Regions from separate parts of the Homo sapiens genome. Here region 2 is linked to region 1. A link is a contact called in ENCODE Hi-C data. All regions are on one chromosome and are shown on one strand. Each heading gives the region's core, a stretch centred on a gene start or an enhancer-like site at or near the end of the contact. The rest is flanking DNA. Distances are from core to core; before and after follow the strand shown. Region 1 holds the start of LONRF2 (LON peptidase N-terminal domain and ring finger 2). Region 2 holds the start of NPAS2 (neuronal PAS domain protein 2).

The links. Hi-C counts contacts between places; a loop is a spot of excess contacts on that map.
Region 2: a loop to region 1 is called in a map with no recorded cell type, with 5 times the contacts of the local background. The contact joins the promoter of NPAS2 here to the promoter of LONRF2 in region 1. A Hi-C loop is called at or near these places in 1 of 37 single-sample maps with no recorded cell type.

What each region holds. Positions count from the first base shown.
Region 1 is chr2:100,320,681-100,324,995 of GRCh38, forward strand. It overlaps LONRF2 (LON peptidase N-terminal domain and ring finger 2), which reads right to left and starts at 1,821. Exons shown (of 12, transcript NM_198461.4): 1 at 735-1,821. The coding sequence starts at 1,413.
Region 2 is chr2:100,817,673-100,821,987 of GRCh38, forward strand. It overlaps NPAS2 (neuronal PAS domain protein 2), which reads left to right and starts at 2,467. Exons shown (of 21, transcript NM_002518.4): 1 at 2,467-2,742.

The DNA.
Region 1 (4,315 bases), core at 571-3,070:
GCCAATAGAGCGCATACTCATATGTCAAAGCCAAAACGATGACAGAAGTTTGGTCTTCCTTTCAGCTAAATAGTGTTAACAGGTGGTGGCTGGGTGAAGGCAGGAGAGTGCCTGTTGCTGGCCTTAGGCCTCAGATAAATAAGGAAATGACTGAATGAACAATTTAAAACTACACACACTAGTCAGTGTAACTATCTAGTAAGTTAAATACGCCATGACATCTAATGATGGCCTCTGAGACAGAGAGCAGGCTAGAGCCGGAGCGTTTGACGTGATTACAGCAGAGTGGAGGCGGTTCCTTCCTGGCTATATTAGCTGAAACCCAAAGCAAATCTTGCCCCAGCACAAGGCACCCCTTTCTGCGCCTGTAGTGTGTCAGCTATGTGCATTTTCCTTCAGGATGAGCAAAAATATTTCGTCATCCTCCCCGCTCCTCAACAGCGCAGAAGATGCCGAAAAGCAATTACAGGACCTTACAGAGCTGCTCCGGGGGCCGCGGGAAACTTACCAGCATCCTGGAAAAGACAAAACCAGTGGGGTGCACTTGGCCTCTCCTGGCTGCAGGGTGTGGCCGCCCCCACCTTTCACCTTCCCATCCTTAGGAAGCAAAGTGACCCCTAAGCCTAGACAAAGCTCTCGAAAGCCCAAAGCCTCGGGCCCACCGGCCAGCTCCCCACCCCGCTGCTGGGCCGGACAGGTGTAGGGGAGGCGGACCCGCCCCGCAGCCGACTCACCCAGCTCCAGGGCCTGGTCGCACCTGAGCAGCGCGGCCTCCGGCTGCTGCTGGCGCTGCAGGCTCCGCGCCTGGCCTGCCAGCCTGCGCAGCCGGCACTCGGCCGGGAAGCACTTCTCCAGCAGGCCGCTCAGCACCACGTTCACGCGCCGCACCTGCGGCCGCGCGGGCCCTGGCTCCACGCAGCGCTTGCAGACTGTGAGCCCGCAGGGCAGCGTCACCGGCTTATGCAGCAGCCGCCGGCAGCGCGGGCAGCCGAGCAGGTCGCGGGGCGCGCGGGGCTCCGGGGCCGGCCCTCCCTCGCCGGGCGCCTCGGGCTCGCCGCCCGGGTTCTCCGCGGACAGCGGCCGGTCGCGCAGGCCCACGGCGCGCACCAGGCCGCCCGCCAGCTCTTCCAGCTCCTCCGGCCGCAGCGCCCCGAGCCGCGCGGCGCCGCGGAACGCGCCCAGGGCTTCGGGGAGGCGGCCGGCGCGGGCCAGCGCGTCCCCCAGCCTCAGGCACAGGCCGCGGTCCGGCTGCGCCAGCCCGGCTAGCATGGAGCGAAAGAGCTCGGCTGCCATCTCGTAGTCGCCCGCGCGGAAGGCCTCGTCGCCCTCCTCTAAGCGCTGGGCGATCGGCTCCGCGCGGTCGCAGCCAGGACACTGGGGCGGCGGCGGCGGCGGGACCGGCTCGGGGCTCATCACCGCGGGGCTGCGACGACGCGGGTCCGGAGCGAAGGCGCGGAGCAGGGAGGATGCGCTGCTGCTGGGAACTGGCCGGCGGGAGCGCGGTCTCAGCCCTCGCCAGCAGCCACGCGCGTCTGGGGGCGGCGCGCTGCGAGCGGCTGAGACCGCGGGCGGGGGCGGGCGCCTGGCTTGGGCAGCGTCCTCAGCGCGGTGTGGGCGGCGAGCCCCGCAGGGCTGCAATCGTTCCGGGGTGGGGGCCGGGACAGGCACCGCGGGCGCAATCTGAGCCCCTGCCCACGCGCAGCGGCCTCTCAGTCCCGCCGGCTTAGGTAACCCAGGTCGCTGCGGTAACGCAGTGACCGCGCTCCAGGTCCGCGTCTCTTGCGATGCTTCCCCCACTCGCCTGAGGGCTCCTGCGCGACTGCGCGCGCGTCCTCTGCCTGCCGCCTCCCCGCAGAGGTGCCGGGGCCCTGGGAGCAGGTGGCCTTGGCCGCGGGCTGCTGGCGCGCCGGCACCGCGGCACCTGCTCTTCCCCAGAGGCCTGGCCGCCCCCACAACCTGTGGCTCCGCTTAAGCAAGAACCCAGGAAAAGTCACCAAACGCATCACGCATCTCTAGCTTCGACTTAGGAAATTGTCCTAAATGACTGGGGAGGCTGAAGTGGGCACCCAGAGGCCCCGCCTCAGCGAGCTTCTTCTCTTAACTCTAGGCTGAGGCCTTTGAGAACTCATTTTAACAGAGAACGTGGAGGGCCAAGAGAACCAGATACCAGGAGGAGGAGGGATTCGAGAAGTGGACAATTGTATTGTGCCCTTGATTAGGAAGCAGAAATAGAATTAGAAATAGAATTCTAATTAATAGAATTAGAATAGAAATAGAAAGGGTGCCCTAGTATGGAGTACTGCAGACATAAGTTGCTGGGGAGAGGGAGCTAAACGCTCCGTTGGTGTACAAGCAAGGTTTAAATTAAAATCCTCTGTGCGTATTAACCGGGTTCATAATTTCTCCTATATAGCCTATGTATTTCTCCTATGTAGCCTGCTCCCTTCTTCCTGTCGTCACAGTATCTGTTTTATCCTGTGTATTTGAATACAATAAAATGCATTACAATATTCTAGAATTCATACTACTGTTCATATTTCAAGAATAAATTTTTTTAAAAAATTGGAGAGGTTTTTCTACATCTAAAACTGCTGGCTAAAGAAAATATACAATACCTCGACCACATCTGGCTTTGGGAAAGGAGAAATGCCTCATTAAGTGAGAGAACATTTTAGACCAGTTCCTAAAAGGGAAAAAGGGGCAATTTTTGGCCAGCCCTCTAGTTCTACAATAAACAAATGCAGAGTACCCACCTCCTTTTCCATGAAGGATTTCCCCCAGCTGTCTACCTAACTTAATTGATAACAGTGTACTGTTTGGGTCTCTTTTTCATTACTGAATTATTTCAAATTCACTTTTTCAATCACTGTTTGGATTTTTATCTGCTTTCTTTATAGAATAACAATTCACTTATATTTGAGGGTCATTTATCCATCAAATTCACAACCAACAATCAGGAAGCAATGGGGAAAAAGCTTCAGAGCACAGACCATACAGTAAAGATTGTGAAACCTTATGATCTCAGATCCTATTTGTTCTTATTTTAGACAAATATCTAGCAAGAGAACAGAAAGAAGCTTGCCGGAGGTATGCCTGCTGAGAGCCAGAAGTGTTTAAAGCAAAAATGTTAGTGTGTTGTGAGGTTTATAACACATAGAAATAAAATATATCACAAATATAACACAAAGGCAGGTAGAGGAGAAATGGCAGGATACTGTTGTAAGGTTCTAATGCTATATGTGAAATGGTATAATGTCACTTTAAGAAAGACTGTAATGAGTTAAGGATGTGTCCTCTAACCCTAAAGCAACCTCCTAAATAACACAAAGAGCTATAGTTTAAAAGCCTATAGAGATGAAATGAAATTGTTAAAAAAAACTCTATTAATCCAAAAGAAGGCATAAAAAGAGAGGAAGGAAACAATTAGATAAAACAAATAGAGAACAAATAGCAAGATGGCAGGTTTAAACCCAATTATATCGGTTAATGTTCATTAAATATTGTCTAAATACCATAATTAAAAGGCAAAGATTGTCAAAAGGAAGACCCAGATATATGCTGCCTACCAAAAAAGAACTTTTAAATATGAAAATACAAATAAGGTAAAGGTAAAAGGATGGAAAAAGATGTTCTAGTTAACTCTAAGCAAAATAAATCTAGAGTGACTATATTGATAGCTGACAAAGTCTATTACATAGCCAAGAACATTGCTAGGAGAAAGGACAGCCATTTCATAATGATAAAGGTGTTAGTTGGTCAAGAGGACATAATAGTCCTAACCGCGTGTGTTCCCAATAACAGAGCTTTCAAATATTTGAAGCAAAAACTGATAGAACTGTAAGGTGAAATAGGTAAATTAATAATTATAGTTGGATATTTAAATATCCCTTTTTCACCATAAAAAGAACAAGATCATGTCCTTTGTAAGGACATGGATGGAGCTGGAAGCCGTTATCCTCAGCAAACCAACACAGGAACAGAAAACCAGATGCTGCATATTCTCACTTATGAGTGGGAACTGAACAATGAGAACACATGGACACAGGGAGGGGAACAACACACACTGGGGCCTGTCGGCGGTGGGACCGAGGAAGGGAGAGCATGAAGAAAAATAAGTAATTCATGTGGGGCTTAAAACCTAGGTGATGGTTTGATAGGTGCAGTAAACCACCATGGCACACGTTTACCTATGTAACAAACCTTCACATCCTGCACGTGTACCCCAGAACTTAAAAATAAAACACCCCTCTTTCAACAATTAATACAAGTATACTGAAAATCAGTGAGGCTATAGAAGACTTGAGCAATTCTACAA
Region 2 (4,315 bases), core at 1,217-3,716, 500 kb after region 1:
GCATGTGGGGGAAAGGGCCTAGTCTAACTGGCTTCTGTGATGCAGAATCCACTCTGCCTTATGGTCAGATAGGATATGTGGCCTATCTTAGAGGTATCCTTCCCATCTGGGTGAGATTAACATTAGGACACGGGATGGAGTTTGGAATAAATACGACAACCACATACACGTCATCTCCAGGACTAAAAAGGCAGAAACCACATTTAGTAGGGGCATCTACTGGACAACAGAGAAAAAGAGACCACAGCAAAAACACTTTTTGTACTGCAGAATTATTTGATGAGTTACTACTACAGGACATTCCAGGTTTCCTAAAAGAAAATTTAATGATTGTTCAACAAGTTCCCAAAAGGGAGTAGGAAAAGGGAGTTGGAATCTCTTCCAAAGCAAAAAAGGAAGGGAGGTGACTTTAAATAATGCTTTAAAACCGGTTAGAAGTACACAATTTCATCCTTTAGTAATATTAGTCATGGCCACGCTCTAAAGGCGGGGTGAAACCTACTTGCCTGGAGGAAAAGGACGGGGTAGAAAAACAAAGCAAAATAAAATCCATCAAACAAAAGTTTCTTCTTTTGGAAAGGGAGGGACTTCAAAATCATGACAGGCCAAATGCCTCCTCCTCTTTCTTGAAAAGCCCTCCAAGTCAGAAGCAAGCCTGAGAATAACAGCTGCTCTTAGGATGCTCAAAGCTCCTTGCAGCTGATTATTTTTCAGGAGGAGAATTAGACACAAATAATACAAGTGGGAAATAAAGAGAATGACCTACTTTACAGGGGGGGTAAAAAGGAGCTCTGTGTGAGCGTTTTGATCTAATTGACGGTGTGGGGTTGCATGCCCAAATAAGGCGCTGCTGGTCGGATCTGCGAGGGAGAGGGCACGTCTCAAACTCGAGGGAGAGGACGAGACAGCGAGAGGAACAGCGTCCGGGGCGACCCCCAGTCCACCGCGGGGGCCTGGCGCGCTTGGGGCAAAGGCCCTAGGAGACCCCTTCTGGCCACAAAATCGAGTATGACAGAAAAGGGCCAGCGGGGGCGCTTTCCTTCCAGGGCCACTTGCCGGAATGTAAGAGGGACGGAGAGACGTCCGGAAAAGGCTGCCACGCTCGGAGCGCTGCGCCAGGCCAGGCACCTAGGCCAGGGGAGCGGAGACCTCGTGGGAGCGGGCAGGGGGACCTTTCCCCTCTCCCGGGCTTCCACCCAGGCGCCTCCCCGCTGTGAACGCCGCCGCCCAGGTGAAGGGGAAACCGGCCACGTTTCCGGACCTCGGCGGGGCACACGGTCTCCGGTTTTCACCGGCTCTGTCTTGGAGCCCCGAAGGGCATCAGACAGCAGCCCCGGCACCCGGGGATTATTCCTGTACCTCTGCCTCCCTCCGCTTGGCGTTTGCGGGAACCTTGGTAAAATCCTCCCTGTTTCTCGCGCGCGCCTCTCTCTCCAGCTTCTTTTTCTTGGATTCTCGCCTGTCTCCTCCCACAGAGGAAAAAAAAAAAAAGGTCACGTATGTTTGGAAAAATATGTAGGTCAGTGGAACATTTCCTGCACTGGTGCAAAAGGAGAGGAGGGCAGCGGAGGAGGGGAGGGAGAGGCAGAGTGGAGCTCCAAGTGCCCGCTCCTGGCCGCAGCCCCACACCCCACGTGCCCCTGCCGGGGAGGGGGGCAATTAGCCGGTTCCTTTCCATCCTTGACCCATTTTCCGGACCAGCTACGTTCGCCTTAGGACAGGCACTGGTTATTCCTCCCCAGCAGTCGCTGCTGTCCTCCGCCGACCACCGCTCGCCCGCATCTTCCCCGACCCCCGCCTCCCACCTGCCCCCGGGCCGCACCCCCGCCGCTCATTGAGAAATCGCAGTGGTCCCCGCAGAGACGCGCTTTGTGCCCTGGGTCGAGACCTGCGCGCAACCCTGCCCCTGGAGGACAGTGTGGAGGGGGTGACAGTCGCGTGCTCGTCCCCCTTCATCCCCTGCGCGGGACAGCAGGGTGGCGGCCCGCACTGCGAGGGTCTACACTAGGCGGGGGCGGCAGATTCCTTGTTCCCCCCGAGTGACAACTTTAATGGGACCTCGGCTGGCAGCCTCTAGTCCACTTGCCTCTCCTCTGGGCCGGCTCACCTGGAAGCACAACCCCCCCCTCCCCCAGCCCCGGCGCCCAACCCCGACCCTGCGCCCCAGGCCCGACCCCGCCGCGCGTCCCTGGCAGCCCAGCAGAGGCTGCGGCGGCCTGGGGACTCGCGGGTGTCTGCGCCGCCCAGGGAAGCCGGGGGTCTAGGGGGCCGGGGGTCCGTCTGCCTGCGGCGCGCGCGGGGTGCTTGTCCCAGGCTGGGTCGGGGCCAGGAGAGACCCCGCAGGCGGAGGCAGGCGAGGGGAGGAGGAGGAGGGTGGGGGTAGGAGGGGGAGGTGGAGAGGGAGGAGGGTGGAGGGAGGAGGCAGGGGAGGAGGCAGAGGCGGAGGCGGCTCTCCCCGCCGGCTCTGCGTGCGGAAGAGTTTGCCGCGCGAGCAGCCGGCCTCTCGCAGGAGCCGAGGGACCCGCGCGGCTGCGGCCCAGGAGCGGCGGCCGCGGAGCCCGGAGACCCGCAGCCGCGGCGGCGGCGGCGGCGGCGGCAGCAGCTAGAGCAGCGCCTCCCGCCGCCGCCCGGGAGGAGCTCGCCGCGCCCGCTCGCCGCCTCGTCTCCCAGCGGCGGCGGGAGGCGCGTCTCCCCGGCCCAGTCCGCGCCCGGCCCCGCGGGGCCGCTCCGGCCCGCTCCGAGGTAAGGGGCCGCGCCTAGGGGCGCGGGGGACCCAGGGTGGGTAGTACGTGCGCGCGGGGTCGCAGGACTCGGTCACCTGCTCGCCAGCGTGGAGGACGCGCGGGGGCGGAGGGGCGCTCAGGCGCGAGGCTGCGCGGCACCGGGGACCCCGGACGCGGGGGCGCGGAGAGGTGGGTTCCCCTCCACAGTCAGGCCGCTGGGGGCTTCGCGTCCTGCAGGAGGTAGCAATCGCTGGGCCGGTGGGCTCCGGGCGCGTCTCGACGCAGAAGACAGAGGACTGGGCATCCGAGCCTCGGAATTTGGGGGTCCTCGGGGTGTCCGACAGGGTGGAGAAGGATCGTGCCCCAGGGCAACAGCTTTGGGGATTGCCCGTGGTTGTCTTCGAGACCCATCGCGCTACCCTCCGAAACGTCGGGCGTCCTGGACCCCCGGAGAGTGCGGCGTGCGCGCCCTGGGCCCGCGGTCTCTCGGAGTCCCTGGGTCGGAATTGGTTCCGGGCCGGATTGGGTGCGGAATCGGTGCCCCCAACCCCCGTGTGCGCAGACAGCGTGCAGCCTGGCTCCTCACGTCGCTGCCGCCCCCCCACCCCAACTCCGGAGCTCCCCAGGTTGGATGTATGCGTATGGTTTTGTTGGGAGATGTGCCCCTTTCCCAGCCGAGGAGGGACGCACCTTTGACCTTTCTGAAGAGCTGGGCAGGTCGGTAACCAGGGAAGGGACAGGCACCACCCGGCTAAATTCAGAACCAGTCCCGCTCCTCTGCTTGCCACTCCTTAATTGCTCAAGGTAAGAAAGTTTGTTTCAGCCCTGTGATTCATAAATAATTAGTAACTAGTTTTGTTGATTAAGCAAGATGGAAACCTTGAATATACGCACGCACTTCCACAAAGTCTAAACACTCCCGAGCTTGTGTCCGGGAGGCTTTAGTACGGAAAGTTAGAAGCCCTGGAGTTCAACAGGTGTTCAGGAGGGTCCCGGAGAGGAGTTTCGTCTTTACGCGTTGCTTTGGCATCCACCCCAACTTCATTAAAGTGGTTAGCCTGTTTTCCTACAGGTAAAACATTGATCACTTATTAAATTAACTTAATCAGCAGAGACGAGCTAAACCGTCTTGATCATTTAGAACCCAAACCTTATTTTCCTTAATAGAAAGGTTTTTCCTGTTTGAACTTCCCAGGTAATTAGTTCTAAAGTAGTTCCCAGCAAGACATCTCTGCCAGCATCTCTCTCTCACTGTAGCTTGGTCCCCATCAGTGAATTGACCAACTAATTATGGCTTGCATTAAACACAGAGCTGCCCTCCTTGGGAGGCACTGTTCACATTCAAGCGCACACACTAGCTCCATCTTCCTGCCACTAAGATGTCCTTAAAGGAAAAAGTTAGCCAAAAATAACCCCCAAATAAATAGTGTAATGTTTAAAAGAGTTATCCTGACCTGCGCCACTATTTTATAAAAGCAAAAATTCAGTGTTTCATTACAGCGCTAAACCAGGACCAGTAGAAGTATTGGTATCTCTCAGCAGTCTACTTAAATATTTAGTTAAAAATAAAGTGTGCAAAGTAAAGACGTTCA